Linked DNA regions of Homo sapiens: region 2 is linked to region 1. A link is a loop called in an ENCODE intact Hi-C map of the cell type or tissue named here. Cell type or tissue: endothelial cell of umbilical vein. All regions are shown on one strand. Links, peaks and the distances in the headings refer to the core of each region. The heading gives the core; the rest is flanking DNA. Region 1 has its middle 42 kb from the start of LINC02643. Region 2 has its middle 33 kb from the start of LINC02643.

Evidence for each region. A loop is a pair of places that touch in the nucleus more often than their neighbours do. Peaks named below come from ENCODE experiments on the same cell type or tissue, not always from the same donor. Only the 100,000 strongest peaks of a DNase experiment are listed, where the experiment ranks them.
Region 2: a loop joins it to region 1, with 2.9 times the contacts of the local background. A loop is called at or near these places in 7 of 110 quality-filtered maps.

Annotation. Positions count from the first base shown.
Region 1 is chr10:21,324,831-21,336,384 of GRCh38, forward strand. No RefSeq gene overlaps it. Among named protein-coding and RNA genes, the nearest start is that of LINC02643, 42 kb to the right of the region's middle. In endothelial cell of umbilical vein, for the core only: no CTCF peak of the experiment used is centred there; DNase peaks (open chromatin) are centred at 5,331 and 5,951; H3K27ac peaks cover 2,925 bases.
Region 2 is chr10:21,400,570-21,412,123 of GRCh38, forward strand. No RefSeq gene overlaps it. Among named protein-coding and RNA genes, the nearest start is that of LINC02643, 33 kb to the left of the region's middle. RefSeq lists an enhancer at 2,517-3,056. In endothelial cell of umbilical vein, for the core only: no CTCF peak of the experiment used is centred there; a DNase peak (open chromatin) is centred at 6,392; H3K27ac peaks cover 751 bases.

The DNA of each region.
Region 1 (11,554 bases), core at 1,086-9,085:
TCCAGAAACAAAATAACTGCCAGGAGCGAGGTATAGTGATGTGTGCCTATAATCCCAGCTACTAAGAAGCTGAGGTGGAAGGATCATTTGAGCCTAGGAGTTCAAGACAAGCCTGGGCAACACAGTAAGATTCCCTCTTCCATCTCAAACAAACAAAACAAAAAACAAAAAACAAAATAGCTGCCAGTTCTGGGAGTACAGGAGCTTGCAACTTGTGCATAATTAGTTTAATAAGTATAAAATATACATCATAAATATACATCGACACTAATTCTGCAGGTTTAAAACTAACATGGGAATTGCTATTTTTAAGTTTCTGGATAACAGGAAGTTGATGTGTTTTTTATCTTGGGACCTTTCAATACTTAGCACAGTACGTTTTTTTGTTTTTTTGCTTGTCTGTCTGTCTGTTTGTTTGTTTGTTTGTTTGTTTGTTTTTTGAGATGGAGTCTCGCTCTGTCACCCAGGCTGGAGTGCAGTGGCGCGACCTCGGCTCACTGCAACCTCCGCCTCCCGGGTTCACGCCATTCTCCTGCCTCAGCCTCCCGAGTAGCTGGGACTACAGGCGCCCGCCACCACGCCTGGCTAATTTTTTTGTATTTTTAGGAGAGAGAGACTTTCACCACGTTAGCCAGGATGGTCTCGATCTCCTGACCTCGTGATCCATCCGCCTCGGCCTCCCAAAATGCTGGGATTACAGGCTGAAGTAATATTTTTTGATAAAATATATAATATAAAAAGTATTGTGGCCGGATGTGGTAGCTCGTGCCTGTAATCCCAACACTTTGGGAGGCCGAGGCAGGCAGATCGCTTGAGGTCAGGAGTTTGAGACCAGCCTGGGCAATGTGGTGAAACCCTGTCTCTACAAAAAATTTAAAAATTAGCCAGGTGTGGTGGTGTGCACCTGTGGTCCCAGCTCTTTGAGGTCTGAGATGGGAGAATAGTTTGAGCCCAGGAAGTTGAGGCTGTAGTGAGCTGTGCTCGTGACACTGCACTCCAGTTTGGGTGACAGAGTGAGACTGTGTCTCAAAAAACAAAACAGCCAGGTGTGGTTTTATATATATAAAAAATATATTTATATATAACTATAATATATATAAAATATTTATATATAACTATAATATATAAAATATTTATATATAACTATAATATATATAAATATAGTTATATATAAATATAATATATATAAATATATTTTATTATTATATATAACTATATTTATATATAAATATATTTTATTATTATATATAACTATATTTATATATAAATATATTTTATTATTATATAAAAATATATTTATAGATAAGTATAATATATATAAAATATATTTATATTAAATATAATATATAAAATATATTATATATATTTTATATATAATATATAAATATGTTATATATAATATATAATATATTATATAATATATTATATATAAAATATATTATATATAAATATTTATATAAAATATATTTATATAAAAATATAATATATATAAAATATATTTATATATAAATATATATAATATATAAATATAAAATATATATAATATATATAAACAAAATATTTATATATTATATATAAATAGAAAATATTTATATATAATATATATAAATAGAAAATATTTATATATAATATATATAAATAGAAAATATTTATATATAATATATAAATAGAAAATATTTATATATAATATATAAATAGAAAATATTTATATATAATATATAAATAGAAAATATTTATATATAATATATAAATAGAAAATATTTAAATATAATATATAAATAGAAAATATTTATATATAATATATAAATAGAAAATATTTAAATATAATATATAAATATAAAATATTTAAATATAATATATAATATTTAATATTTTTAATATATAAATATTAAATATTTTTATATATAATATATATAAATATTTACATATATTACTTCATCTGAGTGATGTGCCTAAGAGCTTATAGAGCAGGGAAGATCCTAAGCTTAAGCAACTCCTCCAAAGAGCCATCTTCCAGAAGTCACAACAATCACAACAGATTGGAAAGAAACTATGTCCCTTCTGCTAATTAAATGGACAACTGGAGGCTGGGTGTGGTGCCTCACGCCTGTAATCCCAGCATTTTGGGAGGCTTGGGTGGGAGGATTGCATGAGGTCAGGAGTTCGAGACCAACCTGGGCAACATAACAAGATGTCATCTCTACAAAAAATTTTTAAAATAGCCAGGCATGGCGGCATGTGCCTGTAGCCCCAGCTGCTTGGGAGACAAAGAAGGAAAGATCACTTGAGCCAAGGAGATAGAGACTGCAGTTAGCTATGATTGCACCACTGCATTCCAGCCTGGTTGTCAGAGCGAGACCCTGACTAAAATTAAAAAAAAAAAAAACAGTGGGGGCAAAGGACCGCAGGGACAACCTCAGTCAGTTACCAGTCCTCTGCTTTTCCATGTAGTTTTTCCTCTAAGCACACCAGGCAAGCAACTCCTCCCATTCTAAGGGACACATCCTGACTGCCACCTTCATTGCAATAGCAGCAGCACCACATCTGAGCACAACAGGCCCCCTCGCACTTCCCAGGTTTCACTCCTTTTATAAAGAAATCAAGCCCATGCTCTCACGCCCACCAGTATTTCCCAGACTTTCCAGATTGTGATGAATTGCCTAAAGCATTGACTTGAAACAAAGCAAACCAAAACCAGATTCTCAGCACCTGCCCTTGGATGGTCTGACGAAGCCCTGGAATCACCCAGGGGATTCTAATGACCAGATGAATTTGGGAAATTCTGAGCTGCCCTACAACGTCTAAAGTCAGGGTTTGAGTTTCTCCCCACCCTCCCTCTTTCCTCCTGTTGCTTCTGCAAATAGGCAGGCTAGACTGTTTAGAGAGTCTCACCTGGCCTCCAGCATAGTCTAGAGTCAGGCTCTGATCTTGCAGATGGATGACTCACCACATCATCCCCACGAGGGGTCCGGCATCTTCACGTGTCACCCAACCTTTAAGTTTTCTGGACAGGCTGCAGGAGGTGATGGGTCCTAAAGGAGAGGTGACTGACGCGAACTTTGTGTTGCTAAACAGCCCTGGCCGTGACAGTACAGATTAGTACAGGACAGTTCCTGGAAGGGCTGTATTTTGTAAAATAACAATGTAAGAGTCTTCCTTGTCTTTTTCTTTTTCCTTTTCTTTCCTTTTTTTTTTTTTTTTTTTTTTTTTTTTTGCAATGAAGTCTGGCTCTGTCACCCAGGCTGGAGTGCAGTGGCGCAATCTCGGCTCACTACAACCTCTGCTTTCCAGGTTCAAGCGATTCTCCCGCCTTAGCCTCCCGAGTGGCTGGGATTACAGGTGTGCACCACCATGCCCGGCTAATTTGTGTGTGTGTGTGTGTGTGTGTGTATTTTTAGTAGAGTTGGGGTTTCACCATGTTGGCCAGGCTGGTCTCGAATTCCTGACCTCATGTTATCCACCCGCCTTGGCCTCCCAAAGTGCTGGGATTACAGGCCTGAGCCACTGCACCCAGCCATTCCTTGCCTTTTTCAAGCCATTTTTAAATTTTACGTTATGTATAAGATATACGTAACATGTGGCATGAAGTACATTTCCACTGTGCAACTGTCACCACTATCCATCTCCAGAAGTTTTTCATCTTCCCCAGCTGAAGCTCTGCCCCCATTAAACGCTAACTCCCCATTGCTGCTCCCCTCCCCCAGCCCCAGGCAACCACCTTTCTATTATCTGTCTCTGTGAATTCAACTATTCTAGGTACCGCATATAAGTGGAACCATACAGCATTCGTCCTTTTGTGACTGGCTTATTTCAATTAGCATACTGTCCTCAAGGTTCATCCATGTTGTGCATGTGAATTTCCTTTTTTTTTTTTTTTTTTTTTTTGAGACGGAGTTTTGCTCTTGTTGCCCACGCTGGAGTGCAATGGCATGATCTTGACTCACAGCACCCTCTGCCTCACAGGTTCAAGCAATTCTCCTGCCTCAGCATCCCGAGTAGCTGGAATACAGGCATGCACCACTATGCCCAGCTAATTTTGTATTTTCAGTAGAGACAGTTTCTCCATGTTGGTCAGGCTGGTCTCGACCTCCCGACCTCAGGTGATCCGCCCGCCTCAGTCTCCCAAAGTGCTGGGATTACAGGCATGAGCCACCACACCCGGCCTCCTTCCTTTTTTAAGGCTGAATCATATTCCATTGTATGTATATACCACATTTTGTTTATCCATTCATCTGCAAATGGTCACTTGGGTTGTTTCCACCTTTCAGCTATTGTGAATAATGCTGCTATGAACATGAGTGTGTACACATGTCGCTAAAAGAACCTCCTTGCAGTACTTTTGGGTGTATGCCCAAAAGAATGGCTGGATCACATGGTGATAGTATATTTACTTTTTTGAGGAAGCACCTTCATGTTTTCCACAGTGGCTACACCATTTTGCATTCCCACCAGCAATATGCAAGGGTTCCAATTTGTCCCCACCCTCACCAGCATTTATTACTTTCTGGGGTTTTTCTTTTTTCTTTTTTTAAAGCCATCCTATCCTAATGGATGTGAAAGTGGTATATCATTGATTGTGTTTTGTTTTGTTTTGAAACACAGTCTTGCTCTGTTGCCCAGGCTGGAGTGCAGTGGAGCAATCCAGAAATTCACCTTTCCCATGAGCTGGACAGAGGAGCTCGGTTTTTTTTTTAGAGATGGAGTCTCACTCTGTCACCCAGGCTGGAGTGCAGTGGCGCAATCTCAGCTCACTGCAACCTCCACCTCCTGAGTTAAAGCAATTCTCCTGCCTCAGCCTCCCGAGTAGCTGGGATTACAGGTGTGCGCCATCAAGCCCAGCTAATTTTTGTATTTTAGTAGAGATGGGGTTTCACCATGTTGCCAGGCTGGTCTCAAACTCCTGACCTCAAGTGATCCACCTGCCTCGACCTCCCAAAGTGCTGGGATTACAGGCATAAGCCACCACGCCTTGCTACCACTGTGGTTTTGATTCGCGTTTTCCTAATGATTAGTAAAGTCTCTTTGTTTTAGAGAACAAAAAAAAGGAAAAATGTAGTACCAAAGATTTAGGTTGGAGGAAGGTCCCAGGAAAATGGAAGCAAATACACAGAATCATGCGAAAAGACAAGAAATAATGTGGGAGTGCAGTTCTATAAAAGTACATCTTCAAAACATTCTTTAAGGACAAACAGTATTATCTTGAACAAAACTAAATGAGGAAGGTACCACTGTCCTTAAGGTATAATAAGAAACTGAATTGCCATGAGTAAGGTCACAGCACACAGAAGCTGTGTGTGGAAAATCAAGAAATAACTATGGCAACATCTCTCCAATATTAAACAAACAAAAAGCAGCTGGGCATGGTGACTCATGCTTGTAGTCCCAGCACTTTGAGAGGCCACAGTGGAAGGATCACTTGAGCCCAGAGGTTTGAGACTAGCCTGGGCAACGTAGCAAGACCCGTCTCTACAAAAAATTTAAAAAATTAGCTGGACTTGGCGGTGCATGCTTGTAGTCCCAGCTATCCAGGAGGCTGAGATGGGAGGGTCGCTTAAACCCTTAAACCCAGGAGGTTGAGGCTACAGTGAGCTATGATCATGCCACTGCACTCCAGCCTGGGTGACAGAGCAAGACCCTGTCTCAAAAAAAAAAAAAAAAAAAAATTAAAAAGATCAATTTATTCATTAACCATTTCAAAAATTCAAAAGAAACTCAATCAGGAGATCATTTTCACAGTGATGAATCAAATTGATAAAAATCTCCTCACAGCCTGCTGGAAGACAGGAACAAAAATTCCTCGTGTCATTTTAAAAAGTATAAACCTTGTGTGTTGTCAGACCACATCCCTTGTACAGAAAGTCTACAGGTTTGGTATTAGGCAGGACTCCCCAGGAAAGGGATCAGGATGAGGGATTAGCAATAGGAAATTTGGCATCGGGTAAGGGAATATTCCGGAAAAACGTCAGTGCCTAACTTCCTTCCCCACATGCTCAAGGAGTGTACATCCACAACACAGCCCTAAGCTTTAAGGATGTGAACTCGTTTAACCTACCAGATAGGTAAACACACTTGAAGTCTGCCTTTGAAAACTCATGCTAAAGGGAATGGATTCTGCAAATTCATTACTTTTTTTTTTTTTTTTTTTTTTGAGACGGAGTCTGGTCCTGTTGCCCAGGCTGGAGTCCAGTGGTGCGATCTAGGCTCACTGCAACCTTCACCTCCCGTGTTCAAATAATTCTCCTGCCTCACCCTCCTGAGTAGCTGGGATTACAGGCATGCATCACCACGTCCAGCTAATTTTTGTATTTTTAGTAGAGAAGGGGTTTCACCATGTTGGTCAGGCTGATTTTGAACTCCTGAACTCGTGATCTGCCTGCCTTGGCATCCCAAAGTGCTGGGATTACAGGCATGAGCCACCACACCGGGCCAAATTCATTACTTTTAATGGCAAAAACTGCAATTGCTTTTTCTCCAGCCTAAATAAAAAATTCTATATAAAAATTGTGCTCTATTGGGGCCAGGCACGGTGGCTCACGCCTGTAATCCCAGCACTTTGGGAGGCCAAGGTAGGCAGATCACGAGGTCAGGAGATCAAGACCATCCTGGCTAACACGGTGAAACCCCATCTCTACTAAAAATAAAAAAAATTAAAAAAAAATTAGCCGGGCGTAGTGGCGGGCGCCTGTAGTCCCAGCTACTCCGGAGGCTGAGGCAGGAGAATGGCATGAACCCAGGAGGCGGAGCTTGCAGTGAGCCAAGATCGCACCACTGCACTCCAGCCTAGGCGACAGAGCGAGACTCCATCTTAAAAAAAAAAAAAAAAAAAAAAAAAAATGGGCTCTATTTACTCTGGTGTACACAAAATAAATATTACCTTTTTTTCTTTTCTTTTCTTTTTGAGACAGAGTCTCCCTCTGTCACCCAGGCTGAAGTGCAGTGGCACAATCTTGGCTCACTGCACTCTCCATCTCGTGGGCTCAAGTGATTTTTCCTGCCTCAGCCTCCCGAGTAGCTGGGATTACAGACATATGCCACCACGCCTGGCTAATTTTTGTATTTTTAGTAGAGACAGTGTTTCACCATGTTGGCCAGGCTGGTCTCGAACTCCTGACCTCAGGTGATCTGCTCGCCTCAGCCCCCATGTGGGGGCTGTAAGATTACAAGCATGAGACGCCGCATCCGGCAACATTATCTTTTATTTTTTGTATTTTTAAGATGTAGTCAGTTTGCAAAATACTACATCATTTGGCCAGAAAACTAATTCTCATGCTTCTCTCTTCCTTCTCAAATTACACTATTTTCATAACAGGTCAAAAATAGTTTTAAGGGCCGGGCACAGTGGCTTACGCCTTTAATCCCAGCATTTTGGGAGGCCGAGGTGGGCGGATCACCTGAGGCCGGGAGTTCAAGACCAGCCTGACCAACATGGAGAAACCCCCGTCTCTACTAAAAATACAAAAAATTAGCCAGGCGTGGTGGCTCATGCCTGTAATCCCAGCTACTCAGGAGGCTGAGGCAGGAGAATCACTTGAACCGGGAAGGCGGAGATTGTGGTGAGTCGAAATCGCGCCATTGCACTCTAGCCAGGGCAACAAGAGCAAAACACGGTCTCAAAAAATATAAAATAAAATAATAGTTTTAAGAATGGTCAGGCGTTGGCATTTCCTTTCTAATAATGGGTAGAAGTTTGTTATGAATCATAATTAGTGATGTTACTTGATCTCATTCTGATGTTAATTCAAAGTTGCCCTGTTCAAGAAGGCAGTGTGCTGGTGTGCAGGGATCACATATCTGTGATTAATCCGGCTGAGTGCTAGAGCTGCAATTGTTTCTTCGTGTAGCTGCAGATAAAATAACAGTCTTGGCCGGGCCCGGTGGCTCACGCTTGTAATCCCAGCACTTTGGGAGACCAAGGTGGGCAGATCATGAGGTCAGGAGTTCAAGACCTGCCTGGCCAACACAGTGCAACCCCATCTCTACTAAAAACACAAAAATTAGCCAGGCACAGTGGCACGTGCCTGTAATCCCAGCTACTCAGGAGGCTGAGGCAGGAGAATCACTTGAACCCAGGAGGCAGAGGTTGCAGTGAGCTGAGATCTTGCCACTGCACTCCAGCCTCGGCAACAGGAGGAGACTCTGCCTCCAAAAAAAAAAAAAAAAAAAAACAAAAGTCTTTGTCAATGAAAGAAGCATAACCCCTGAGTGCCTGGACCAGTGGATAATTACATAGGAAGTGATAATGGGAGGTAAGAACCCTTTTGCTCTGTCAGTGAGAAGATCCAGTAGAAAATCAAGGAGGACCCGAGAAACTTTGTACTGAAAGGAAAAATAAAAAGTCTCTCCTTGGCTGCGCACAGTGGCTCAGGCCCATAATCTCAACACTCTGGGAGGCTGAGGAGGGAGGATCATTTGAGCCCAAGAGTTCGAGACCGGCCTGGGCAACATAGGAAGATCCCCATTTCTACCAAAAAAAAATTAGGTGGGCATGGTGGTGCACACCTGTAGTTCCAGCTACAAATTTTTTGTACTTGGAGGCTGAGGTGGGAGGATCCTTTGAGCCCAGGAGTTGGAGACCAGCCTGGACAACATAAGGAGACCCCCAGCTTTACAAAAAAATTAGCTGGGTGTGGTGAGATGCATCTGTAGTCCTAGCTTCTTGGGAGGCTGAAGTGGGAGGATCACTTGAGCCCAGGAGGTTGAGGCTGCAGAGGCTCATACCACTGCACTCCAGCCTGGGTGACAGAGTGAGACCCTATCTCAAAAAACAAAACAAACAAATCATCAAGTTGCATTCCTTAATATATACCAGTTTTATTAGTCAATTATACCTCAATAAAGCTGGGAGGAAAAAATAACTAGTTTAAAAGCTATATCAACTAATGATGGGTAGCAGACAAAAAGCCCCATTAATACAAAATGTAAGGGGAGTTATACCATGATTTTGCCTTTTCTTTTTTTTTTCTTTTTGAGACAGAGTCTCACCCTGTCGCCCAGGCTGGAATGCAGTGGCACGATCTTGGCTCAATGCAACCTCTGCCTCCAGGGTTCAAGTGATTCTCCTCCCTCAGCCTCTTGAGTAGCTGGGACTACAGGCGCACGCCACCACACCCTGCTAATTTTTGTATTTTTAGTACAGATAGGGTTTCACCATGTTGGCCAGGCTGGGATTTTGCCTTTTCTACATACCAGAACTACATACCAGAATCATGACTATATTCATTACATAGAATTACCCCAATTCAAGAATCTGTTTTAAAAACAATATCTGGCCAGGCACGGTGGCTCACGCCTGTAATCCCAGCACTTTGGGAGGCTAAGGCGGGTGGATCACTTAAGGCCCGTAGTTTGAGACCAGCCTGGCCAACATGGTAAAACCCTGCCTCTAAATACAAAAATACAAAAAAATTAGCTGGGTGTGGTGGCACAAGCCTGTAGTCCTAGCTACTCAGGAGGCTGAGGCAGGAGAATTGCTTGAACCTGGGAGGCAGAGGTTGCAGTAAGCCAAGATGGCGCCGCTGTGCTCCAGCCTGGGTGACAGAGCAAGACTCAGACTCAAAAAATAAAAAAAAAAATAAAAACAACATCCAATTGCATTTTGTAACCAACAACATAACGAAGATAGCCAAAGTGTCACCAATATTAAATAGATTTTCATAAGCCTTGGATATAAGATGGTCCACTCCAAAATCAACTCATAATGGATTACAGAGATACACAAGGTCGCCCCAAAACAATGATTCTCAAATTTTTTGTACATTAAATTCAACTGGCATGTTGGCTTAAAATTCACATTGGGATTCCCAGCCCCCAGCCCCAGAGACACTCATTCAGATCAACAGAAATGAGATCTAGGAATCTGCCTTTTTTTTTTTTTTTTTAGACAAAGTTTTGCTCTTGTTGCCCAGGCTGGAGTGCAGTGGCGTGATCTTGGCTCACCACAACCTCCACCTCCCAGGTTGAAGCGATTCTCCTGCCTCAGGCTCCCGAGTAGCTGGGATTACAAGCATGCGCCGCCACGCCTGGCTAATTTTGTATTTTTAGTAGAGTCGGGGTTTCTCCATGTTGGTCAGGCTGGTCTCGAACTCCCAACCTCAGGTGATCCACCCGCTTCGGCTTCCCAAAATGCTGGGATTACAGGCGTGAGCCACTGCACCCGGCCTGCATTTTTAACCAACACACATACTCAAGCATGTGTGTGATTCTGCTGCATGTGTTCAAAAGCTCACCCTTTGAGAAACACTGCCCTAAAATGATGCGATGATTTCCAGAACTCCAAGCTTGAATTAACCAGACCGTCTGCATTCGTAAGCCTGTGGTGAGTCATAGAAACTTTTTTTAAAAAGTAGAATGTCAGAGGCAAATGTTGGCAGTGGCCCCTCAGCCCAGGCCAAGGGAGGGCGGGTCCTGATCTAATCTAACAACAACTCACTCTGCCTAGGCAAGATGACAGGGATCTTCCGCTGTGCAGGTGGACATAGCAGATCATCTTACTCTGGCATCATTAACATTTGTATTAGAAAACCAGCTCCCCTAGTTCTGATTTCTGAGGTCCCTAAGCAGCTTCTTCTTGTAGAATTTGACTTCCCATGTAGCCTGCCTTTGCTGTTGGTCAAAAGTTGCCAGTATTCGGTCCCCCTCAGCCCTTTTAGTCATGAGAAATTGGCAGGAACTTTGGTTTATCCATCATTCCCTGAGTTTGCTTCATATTACTCCAGCCATGAGAAACACTCCACTCTCCACAATCCATGGGTTGATAAATGAGGATTTTGTGCCTCTGAGGCTAAGGACCACACTCTCGACGCTAAAAAAAAAAAAAAAAAAAAAAAAAAAAAAATTCTCCAAGGAGACGATATTATAAATTCATAGACTGCCTGACAACACCCAGTGAAGACCCTCCTGTTGGAACCTCCTCACCAAGAAGTTGTGACTTTTCTTTTTTTTTTTTTTTGAGATGGAGTCTCGCTCTTGTTGCCCAGCCTTGATTGCAATGGTGCGATCTCATCTCACTGCAGCCTCCGACTCCAGGGTTCAAGCAATTCTCCTGCCTCAGCTTCCCAAGTAGCTGGGATTACAGCTGCCCGCCAGCATGCCCAGCAAATTTTTGTATTTTTTTTTTAGTAGAGATGAGGTTTCACCATTTTGGCCAGGCTGGTCTCAAACTCCTGACCTCAAGAGATACACCTGCCTCATCCTCCCAAAGTGCTGGGATTACAGGTGTGAGCCACTGCACCTGGCTGATTTTTTCTTTTTTTTTTTTTTTAATACAAAGTCTCACTCTGTCCACCAGGCTGGAGTGCAGTGGCGTGTTCTCAGCTCACTGCAGCCTCAACTTCCCAGGCTCACGTGATTCTCCCACCTCGACCTCCCAAGTAGCTGGGACTACAGGTGCTTGCCACAGCACCTGGCTAATGATTACATTTTTGGTAGAGATGGGGTCTCAGACTCCTGGCTTCAAGCATTCCTCCTGCCTCTGTTGGGAGCAATTTATCCATTCTTTGTAAAGGGCCTCCATGTCATTTACAATAACCTATCATCAAGGACCCAAAGCTGGTGC
Region 2 (11,554 bases), core at 1,628-9,627, 76 kb after region 1:
GTTGAGGTTTCTATATGTAGAAAGTCTGCAGTCTAGCTTGGAAGGTGCCTTAGCCCATTCAGGCTGCCACAACAAAATACCATAGACAGGATAATTTATAAACAACAGACATGTATTTACTTATTTATCCACTTATTTTTATTTTTACTTTTATTTTTATTTTTGAGACAGTCTCACTCTGTCACCCAGGCTGGAGTGCAGTGGCGCAATCTCGGCTCACTACAACCTCCACCTCCCGGGTTCAAGCGATTCTCCTGCCTCAGCCTCCTGATTAGATGGGATTACAGGCATCTGCCACAATACCTGGCTAATTTTTGTATTTTTAGTAGAGACAGGGGTTTCACCATGTTGGCCAGGCTGGTCTTGAACTCCTGACCTCAAGTGATTCTTCCACCTCGGCCTCCCAAAGTGCTGGAATTACAGGAGTGAGCCACGGCACCTGGCCTAGTTATTTATTTATTTAGAGACAAAGAGTCTCACTCTGTCACCCAGGTTAGGGGGCAGTGGCATAATCACAGCTCACTGCAGCCTCAAACTCCCAGGTGCCAATGACCCTCCTCATCCTCCCAAGTAGCTGGGATCACAGTCACGTGCTACCACACTCAGCTAACTTCTTAATTTTTGTTGTGATGGGGGTCTTATCATATTGCCCAGGCTGATCTCAAACTTCTAGGCTCAAGTAATCCTTCCACTTTGGCCTCCCAAAGTGCTGGGATTGCAGGTGTGAGTCACTGAGCCTGGCCTATTTCTTCTTCTTCTTCTCCTTTTTTTATTTTGAGATGGGGTTTCACTCTGTTGCCCAGAGTGGAATAGAGTGGTTGAGTCACAGCTCACTGCAGCCTTGAACTCCTGGGCTCATGTAATCCTCCCACCTCAGCCTACTGGGTTGCTGGGACTATAGATATGCACCACTACACTTGGCTAATTTTTTACTTTTTTGTAGAGAAAGTTCTCGCTATGTGGCCCAAGTGGGCCTCAAATTCCTGGGGTCAAGTGATCCTCCTACCCCCACCTCCCGAAGTGCTGGGACTACAGGTGTGAGCCACTGCGACTGGCCCAGAGATTTATTTCTCATGGTTCTGGAGGTGGGGGAGTCCCAGACTGAGGTGCTGGCAGATTCAGTGTCTGGCGAGAGCCCTCTTCCTGGCTCATAGACAGAGCCTTCTCACTGTGTCCTCACATAGGGGAAGGGGCCAGCAAGCTCTCCAGGGTCTCTTTTATAAGGGCACTCATACCATTCATGAGGGCCCCACTCCCATGACCTAATCACCTCCCAAAGGCACCACCTCCTAATATCCTAATACTATCACCTTGGGGGTTAGTATTTCAATATATGAGTTTCGAGGAGACAGAAACATTCAGACCATAACAGGAAGCATAAGGAATATGTGAAATAATTAACAAACGATGCCATATAATATATAATAAAATGTAGAACTGCGAACCAGGCGTGGTGGCTCCTGTCTGTAATCCCAGCACTTTGGAAGGCTGAGACAAGTGGATCACTTGAGCCCAGGAGTTCGAGGCTGCATGCAGTGAGTTATGATGGCAACACTGCACTCTAGCCTGGGTGACAGAACAAGATACTGTCTCTAAAAAAAAAAAAAAAAAAAAAGAGTGTAAATGTGAGCATCACAAGTGTTGCAGATTCCACTGGGGTGTGTTGCAGGTTGGGTTCCTCAGGAAGCCGACTCTGGGGAGGAGATCGGAGCACAGGAATTTACCAGGGAGGGCTCTCAGGGCCAACGCCTGTTGGGAAAATGAAGGACTCAGGACCGGCCAGATGGAGCTGAGCGGCCTGCTGTGGCAAGCTCTGAAGCTGGGATGTCCCTTTAAAACTGTCCCACGCTGGGCCTATAGACAGCTCCACACATTCCTGCCACTCATTGAATGCCCAAGCAGGAGCGTGACATGGGACAAAAGTGACTCCTTGGGCAGAGGCCATTCCCAGGCCACCGCTGAACACTGATGGCTCCCACCCGGCCAACAGCACACCCAGCAGCTGGGGATATAAGTTCTCCATCCTTGAAGGAGAAATCTGGGCAGCACGGCACAGCATCTGCAGGAGAATGGCTCCACACCACAATCTCCCCACTCTGGGAAAGGCCCTCCATGGCCCCAGCCCCCACACCCACCTCTCCCTGCCTGCATCCAGAGAGGTGCCTCATTTCTAGAGGCAATCACCTGACTCAAGCTTAAACATTCCAGTTTTCTCCTGGGACTTGAAACTTGGCATGGATACAGAAAGTAGCAGTTATTGAAGCAGACTTGGTGCCCTGAAGAGAAAGTCTAAATGTTTCTGCAGCTGAAATCCCTGGAGGTTCTCTCTTGCCGCCAACTGGAAGCCAGGGTTCTGGTTCTCCCTTCAGTTCTGTGAGGAGCCGCGGGGCCTTCCCAGGAAATATGTGTTTTGGCCCATATCCCAGAACTGGATTTTATGGGTTGCAAAAAAGACTACCCTAATTAATAAACAAGGATTACAAGGAGGACTAAAGAATCTATTATGATGTGACTTTCATATGTGTCATGTCTAGGACTCCTTCAACACTCTCAGTCCCATGAAGGCAAGGACCAGCCTGCCTTATTTACTCTGAGGTTCTCACTAAGCATGGTGATTGACATAGCATAAGCATCTAGCAAATTTGTTCAGTGTTGGTACTCAGAAACCAAATACCCCAAAATACATCACATTGACATACTGAAAAAGAAGTCTCAAGTTCTCTCTGGCCTCCCCCAACCACCACGACCATCTCTTCCAAAGAGTTAAAAGTTCCTTTATCTGCCTAAGATCCAGGCCCATCAAGAAGAACAATTGTTTTTTCTTCCGCTCCCTGTAAGACCAAGAATGTAACCACACCTGAACCACCCTATCACTGTCAAAGAGAAGTATTTACAAGTTAATCTCTGTTCCCAGATCCATTTATTCTCCCTAGTAATCCCCTCAAAGAATTCCACTTCTACCCTCTTCCATAATCTGTTTTATCCCTGAAACAGCCTGGTTGTCTGGAGTAACACCCCAAGTTCCTTGTCCCATGGCCACAGAGAACAAGGACGCAGACACACAAAGAGTAAGGTTGAGATTGAAAGCATAGTAAGCGAAAGAAAGAGAATAGCTCTTTGCTACAGAGGGGGGTTCCCAGAAAATGCTGGATCTGCAGTGAAATGCAGGGGGGTGTATTGATGAGCTGGTGAGGAGGTGACGTCTGATTTACATAGGGTGCAAAAAACTGGTTAGACTGGGTGTGCCATTTGCATAGGGCACGAATTTCTGGTAGCCCCGCCCTAATCTTTTATTATGCAGGCAGGTCCTCTGCCTGAGCTGCACCATGTTGCCCATTCATTTACTGTACATGTGGTAACCAAAAAAAGGGAAGATGGAACCTCCGTGCTGGACATGCCTGGCCCCCAGGTAGCCCTTTTCTATTGGCACAGTTGCTGGCATTCCCCTGTGCAAGCTTGCAGCTTCCTTGTTCATGTTTGCAGCTCAATTTCTTAGGCTGCTCTTTGTTAGAAATGATTTTGGGGGCTGCTTTTTGTTGTAAGGGACACTCTGCTGAGGACTCTGTTGCCCTCACTATCTGCCTTAATAATTTATTTCTACCTCCAGGATCCAAACCCCCTTTCTTTCTGTAGCCCTAAGATGGTATATAAACTTTTGTACCTCACTATTGGGTTGAGTCTTCATTCTGAACGCTCCCGTGTATACACATTAAATAAATTTGTACGCCTTTTCTCCCATTACTCAATCTCCCCCAGGTCAGTGATTTTTTTTCAGCGAACCTTTAGGGAGTGCCACAGACCTTGGCCCTCACATCAGTGAATGAATGAATGGATGAGAGCAGAGGGCCTCAGCATAGATTGGGATTATAAAAAGGCTCCATGAAGGAGATGGAACTGGATCTGGCATTACATGTGTTGATTTTAAATAGTCAAAATCTGTAACTTAAAGAGGTTTATTCTGAGCCAGATATGAATTATTATAACCTGGGGCCCAGTCCCAAGAGGTTCTAAGAACATGTGCCCAAGGTGGTGGGGTTATAGCTTGGTTTTATATATTTTAGGGAGACAGAAGTTACAGGCAAAAACGTAAATCAATACATGGAAAGTACACATTGGTTTGGCCCAGGAAGGCAGGTCATTTGAAGGGGAAATGCTTACAGGTCATGGTTGGATTCAAAGACTTTCTGACTGGCCATTGGTTGAAAGAGTTAAGTGTTGCCTAAAGAGTTGAAGTCAGAAGGCCAGGTGCGGTGGCTCACGCCTGTAATCCCAGTACTTTGGGAGATCACAAGGTCAGGAGTTTGAGACCAGCCTGGCCAACATGGTGAAACCCCATCTCTACTAAAGATACAAAAAATTAGCCGGGCATGGTGGTGCACGCCTGCAATCCAAGCTACTCAGGAGGCTGAGGCAGGAGAATCGCTTGAACCCAGGAGGCGGAGGTTGCAGTGAGCCAAGACTGTGCCATTGCACTCCAGCCTGGGTGACAGGGTGAGACTCCATCTCAGAAAAAAAAGAGTTGAAGTCAGAAAGAAATGCTTAAGTTAAGATAAGAGAGGTTGTGGAAGCCAAGGTTCTTGTTACGTACACGAAACCTCTAAGTAGCAGGCTTCAGAGAGAATAGATGGTAAATGTCTGCTTTTGGATCTTAAAAGGTGTCAGAGTCTCAGTTAAATCTCCCTTCAATCAGGAAAAGACCTAGTAAGGAAAGGAGATTCTCTACAGAATGTGAATTTACCCCCACAAGAGATGGCTTTGCAGAGCCATTCCAAAATATGTCAAAGAAATATACTTTTGAGCCAGGCGAGGTGGCTCACGCCTGTAATCCCAGCACTTTGGGAGGCTGAGGCAGGTGGATCACTTGAGGTCAGGAGTTCAAGACCAGCCCAGCCAACATGGTGAAAGCCTGTTTCCACTAAAAACACAAAAATTACCTGGGCATGGTGGTGTGCACCTGTAATCCCAGCTACTCAGGAGGCTGAGGTAGGAAAATCGCTTAAACCCAAGGGACAAAAGTTGCAGTGAGACAAGATCATGCCACTGCACTCCAGCCTGGGTAACAAAGTGAAACTTTGTCTCAAAAAAAAAAAAAAAGAAGAAGAAGAAGAAAAGAAACATACTTGTGATACCCAATGGCTGGGCTCCGGGCTAAACCCATCCTTAATCTTGAAACCATGGCCCTAAGTGAAAACAGCTGGCCCGGTTTTTCCACCCAAATGTTGCTTTTTTTGGCCTGCCATGCCCCTATCCTGTGCCCATAAAAAGACTTCAGCTGGCAGAGCAACACATATGGCTGACCAGTGGGGACGCAAGTTGCTGAGCATTGGAGACTACGGATAGACACAGCTAACTTCAAACAGTGTGGCTTCAGGGAAAGATCACCTTCTCCCCACACCATCCCCTTTCCAACTCCCCATTCCACTGAGAGCCACATCCATTGCCCATTAAAACCCTCCACATACACCACCCTTCGATCCATTCCAGTGACCTGATTTTTCCCGGACAGCAGACAAGAACCCAGGCGCTGAGAGTGCAGGGGCTTGGATGCCGTAGGGAGTTGCACAGAGCCTGCTCCCGCCAGACAGGAGTGACCAGCCGGTTCTAGCTTCGTTCCCTCCAGTTCCCGCATTTGCTTGCTCACATGCTCCCTCTCACAAGCAGTGGCCAGGAGCAGGCTGAGTGAAAGGAGTCACTCCAGTTCCCACCCCTGAAGGGGGTCTAGGTCAAGGGAACTAGCCTGTCTCACTTTGGAATAAAATACTTTGATTTCTTCTAAGGCTTGTTGTTATCTGTCTTGTGATGCTATACCAGAGTCAAGTTGGAATTTGTTACCTTATTGCTACAAAGAGTCTGTTTTGTCAGTCTTATGATCTTTATTTTAATGTTAATGTGGTCAATTATGTTTCAACTCCAAAAGGGAGAAGGTATAATGAGGCATGTCCAACTTCCCTTCCCGTCATGGCCTGAGCTAGTTTTTTATGTTTCTTTGGAATCCCCTTGGCCAAGAGGGGAGTCCATTTAGTCACTTGGAGGACTTAGTATTTTATTTTTGGTTTACACATGAAAGAATATAGCTAAACAGAGAAAGGGAACCTGCCAGGAAGCAAGTGGCATGAAAAAAAAGAGCAAAGGAGGCCAGCCTCCTGGCAGTGGAGGGTGTGAATTTCGGGATTAGGTCAGATTGTACAGACTACTGAAACCCATAGAGAGCAAGGTAGATTTCGTGTAGAGGGAAGACATTGCTAAGTCACTGTTCAAAGGAGAACTGGATTCCTCATCAGCTTCCTTTCTCCTACTGAAAAGTCAGACTGAGAGAGAATCTCATGCCAAAACCTGTTAGAAATTTCCACCCGTTGTTATTGCCAGTGGAATTAAGTTAAGAAAAATCTAACCAGAGCCAGACCGAAAAAAGTGATAAGACACGTCACACCTCCCTCTGAGTCTACTTCCTGTCTCAGAGACGGAGGGTGTGTGGCTACCAAAATACTGAATAATAAACTGTGAAACAGCCAGAGTAAGATCCCCACGTGTAGCCCATCTCTCCACCAGAAAACTCAGGGAAAGAAAGAAGGCTGGGGAGCAGTGAGGCCCTGCCTCCTGTGAGGCTTAAACTCCACAGGAAAAATTCTATAAGTTGTAGGGGACCAAAAGTATGCACCCCACAATGACTGTAGACGACTAAAATATGCCACCCAAAAAAAATGCCTCTTTGGCATAAGGATGAGTTTGAGAAACTACAAACCCAAGAGATGTTCTGAAAACAGTAGAAGTTACCCTTTTGTAAGGGAAATTTACATCTGTAAAGGGAATCTCCATTTTTAAGGATATCTTCCTGTACAAGAAAGAGAAGGATGACTCTTAATCACAAGAGACTCTTATCACTGTGAGATGGGATTATTCCCTTGACCTTGACCCCCTTTGTGGGCAGGAACTAGAGTGGCTCGTTTCACCAAGCCTGCAGTCCATGGACAGCTAAGTGTTAACAGCTCAGTGAATGGTGAGGGTGAGAGCCTCCCGCACCTGCCCTTTTTGACACCTGAGTTCTTGTTCAGTGTCCAGGAAGAATCAGGTCACATGAACTGTTTGAAAGATGATGAACGTGGAGGACTTTACTGAATAGTGAAAGTGGCTCTCAGTGGAAGGGGAGCTGGAAAGGAGACAGTGCGGGAAGAAGGTGATCTTTCCCTGCAGTCCAGCTGTCTCTGGCCAGGCTCCCCTCTGAAACTGCACTGTCTGAAGTTAGCCGCATTTAACCATCGTCTCCAACACTCAGTTGCTTCTCTACTCACCATTCAGCAGCTTGCATCCCTGAGGCTCAGCAGCTTATATCCTTGCTGGTCAGCTGCCTGTTTTGTCTTTTCTTTTTTTTTTTTTTTTTTTTCTGCCAGCTGCTCTGGTTTTTATGGGCACAGGATAGGGGGCAGGATAGGCCAAAAAGGCAATCATTTGGGTGAAAAATGGGGCCGAGTTTCCAGGCTTGAGGGTGGAATTTAGCCAGGAGCCCAGCCCTTCTGTATCAGGGTCAGCTGTTTTCACTTAGGGTCGAATTGAGGTTCCAGGTTTGAGGATGGAGTTCAGTCAGAAGCCCAGACATTCTACATTAACTGGAGGAGGCATCAACCTAAATCTGCATAACAAGCTTTTCTCTTATTTACCATAATTTTTCTGATCACATCCCCATAAGCCTTTCCCTGCACTGTTTCTGCAGATAATGGTATTTAATCCTGAATTCAAAGCCACCTCTTTGAGATTGTACTCATTTCTCTGGATATCATCTGTGTATACATGAGGTATACATGGTAATAAGCTTCTGTTTGTTTTTCTCTTGTTAATCTGTCTTTTGTTACAGGGGTCTATCCCAACTAAGTACTATGAAAGTAATGGGGTTCAGGACATGCTATCCCAAAATATGATACTTTGGCATTTGAGAAAACAGCAGAAGCAAGAAGATCTCTCTGACCTTCTAACCTTCTCTCCTGAAGCAGGTCGTGAAAGAATTCTCTGAACTTCCCAAAATAGTCATTCCAGAAGGGTCCTTCCTATATTCACATGAAAGGAATGAAGACAGAGAAACAAAGAAGAATCTGAACAAACAAGCCTTACTAATTTTCCCCCAGTCTATTACCATTAGATCTCTTGCTCCAATCATACTTCTTTTTTTTTTTTTTTTTTTTTTTGAGACAGAGTCTAGCTCTGTCACCCAGGCTGAAGAGCAGTGGCGCGATCTTGGCTCACTGCAACCTCCGCCTCCCAGGTTCACGCAATTCTCCTGCCTCAGTCTCCCGAGTAGCTAGGATTACAGGCACCTGCCACCACACCCGGCTAATTTTTGTTTAGTAGAGACAGGGTTTCACCATGTTGGCCAGGCTGGTCTCAAACTCCTGACCTCAGGCGATCTGCGAGCCTTGGCCTCCCAGAATGCTGGGATTACAGGCGTGAGCCACTGTACCCAGCCCCAATCATCCTTCTGTAACAGTGGATGGAGTCTTAGCATGACTGACTCCATTTTGTCTCTGACCACCCCCTCCACCATGGTAATATCCTTTAGGTTCAAAAGCTTCTGCTTAACTTTGCATGCATACCATCTAATTATATGAGGAATTTAGTTTATAGTTTAGCTTTAGAAAAAAAATAATAGTCCCTTTCCCAAAACTAACCCAAGAGGAGATAAGGAGGATATATATACAAATAAAAATGTTAGGCCGGGCACGGTGGCTCACCCCTGTAATCCCAGCACTTTGGAAGGCCGAGGCAGGTGGATCACCTGAGATCAGGAGTTCAAGACCAGCCTGACCAACAGAGAGAAAACCCGTCTCTATTAAAAATACAAAAAAATTAGCCAGGCATGGTGGTGCATGCCTGCAATCCCAGCTACTCAGGAGGCTGAGGTAGGAGAATCGCTTGAACCTGGGATGCAGAGGTTGCGGTGAGGCGAGATCACGCCACTGCACTCCAGCCTAGGCAACAAGAGTGAAACGCCATCTCAAAAAAAAAAAAAATTATAGAAACATTGTGACCTGACTCAGGACAAAGAATTTTCCCAACCTCCTCGGACCCTTGCTGATGCCCAGATGTCTGTGATCATCAGTTACCTCTCTTGACCACAATCCCTCTTTTCTTCTCCCTGCCCTTAACATAAAAAGTGTCTGAAATTTGTAACTGACTTAAGATGGTTCTTTTTTTTTTTCTGAGACAGAGTCTCTGTCTGTCACCCAGGCTGGAGTGCAGTGGTGCAATCTCAGCTCACTGCAACCTCCGCCTCCTGGGCTTAAACAATTATCCTGCCTCAGCCTGCCAAGTAGCTGGGATTACAGGCATCTGCTACAATACCCAGCTAATTTTTGTATTTTTAGTAGAGACGGCATTTCACCATGTTGGCCAGGCTGGCTCGAACTCCTGGCCTCAAGTGATCCACCTGCCTCAGCCTCCCAAAGTGCTGGGATTACAGATGTGAGCCACCACACCCTGCCAAGATGGTTCTTTTGAACACTAGTCTGCCATCTTCTCAGTTTGCTGGCTCTCAGAATGAAGTTGTTTTCCTTGCCCCGATACTTTGTCTCTTGACTTACTGGCTGCTGTGCAGCAAGTGGTACGAGCTTGGATTCAGTTATATTTCTACACAGCTATCTGAAATGGGAGAGTTTCCTGATCCCCATCGTAGGATGTGCGACAGGGGCGTGGCTCACCTGTTCAGCCGCTGCTCCTGGTCAAACCTCTCAGGTGAGGGGGAGTACACAGACGGACAGATGCAGGAGCCCAAGTGGGCGTGTGTTATAGTGTGCCCTTTTTGCCCTGCCATCCACAGATGACTTAAATGTTAACCAGTTTAATGGACCCTCTGCCTTCTCACAGGGGCAGAAGGTCAATGTGACAGCTTTTTGTATCTCAAACTCTTGCCCAGCATCCTGGAAGAATCGGGGCACACATGGGCTTGAAGGGTAATGCAGGTTTTTGTTGAGTGGTGGAGGTGGCTCTCAGCAGGATGGATGGGGAGCCAGAAGTGGGGGATGGAGTGGGAAGATGATCTTCCCCTGGAGCTTGGCTGTCCAGCGGCCCAATTCCTCTCTGGCCACCCCCAGCAAAACTCCTCTCGGCATTCACATATTCCTCTTCTTCCCTCTTCCTCTGCCGCATCATTTTGCCATTCATCTGCTTGTCCCATCCCTTCATCTGCTCGTCTCCTTCTGGAGCCTGGGGTTTAGGGTTTATGTGGATACAGGATAAAGGGCATGGTGGACCAAAAGGCAATGTTTTGGGTGCAAAAACAGGAATGCCGGTCCCCATTTAGGGCTGTGGGCCTCCAGGCTTAAAGGTGGGGCCTTTGCCAGGAACTGCCCTCTTCTACCCAGTATTTCCCTGTCCTCTGTCCGTATCATATCCACTCTTCATCAAACCTAAGCATAAAAATACAGTTTTGCCAGGTGCGGTGGTGTGTGTCTGTGGTCCCACCTACTGAGAGGCTGAGGCGGGAGAATCACTTGAGCCCAGGAGTTCAAGGCTGTAGTGTGCCATGATCGTGCCTGTGAATAGCTACTGCATTCCAGTCTGGGCAACATAGCAAAACCTCACCTCTAAAAACAAAAAAAAAACCAGTTTTCCCATTTTTTTGGGTCTTCATTTCAAGACTCCTGTGTCACATAAAACTTATATTAAGTTTAGCTGGGTGTGATGGCTTACACCTGTAATCCCAGCCCTTTGGGAGGGTGAGGCAAGTGGATCACCTGAGGTCAAGAGTTGGAGACCAGCCTGGCTAACATGGTGAAACCCCACCTCTACTAAAAATACAAAAAATTAGCCAGGCATGGTGGTAGACACCTGTAATCCCAGCTAGTTGGGAGGCTGAGGCAGGAGAATTGCTTGAACCTGGGAAGCAGAGGTTGCATTCCAGCCGGGGCAACAAGAGCGAAACTCCATCTCAAAAAAAAAAATTATATTAAGTTTATATGCTTTTCTCTTGTTAATGCCTTTTGTTATAGGAGTTTCAGCCATGAACCTTGTGATGGGTGAGGGAAAGACGTTACTTTTTCTTCCCTGCAAAGGATTTGGAGAAAATTATTTTTCCTCCTCTGTAAGATTGAATTAGAGCAGCAGCCCCCAACGTTTTTGGCACCAGGGACCAGTTTCATGGAAGACAATTTTTCCACAGATGCGGGGTGGGGATGGCTTCAGGATCAAACTGTTCCACCTCAGATCATCAGGAATTAAATTCTCATAAGGAGCATGCAACCTAGATCCCTCACATGCACAATTCACAGTAGAGTTCATGCTTCTATGAGAATCTAATGCAGCCTCTGATCTGATAGGCAGAGCTCAGATGGTGTACTAGTCTGTTTTCACACTGCTGATACAGACATAGCCTAGACTGGGTCATTTTTAAAGAAAAAGAGGTTTAATGGACTCACAGTTCCATGTGGCTGGGGAGGCCTCACAATCATGGCAGAGGGCGAAAGGCACGTCTTACGTGGTGGCAGACAAGAGCAAAAAAAAAGAGATAAGCAAAGAGAGCCAAGCGAAAGAGGTTTCCTCTTATAAAACCATCAGATCTCATGAGACT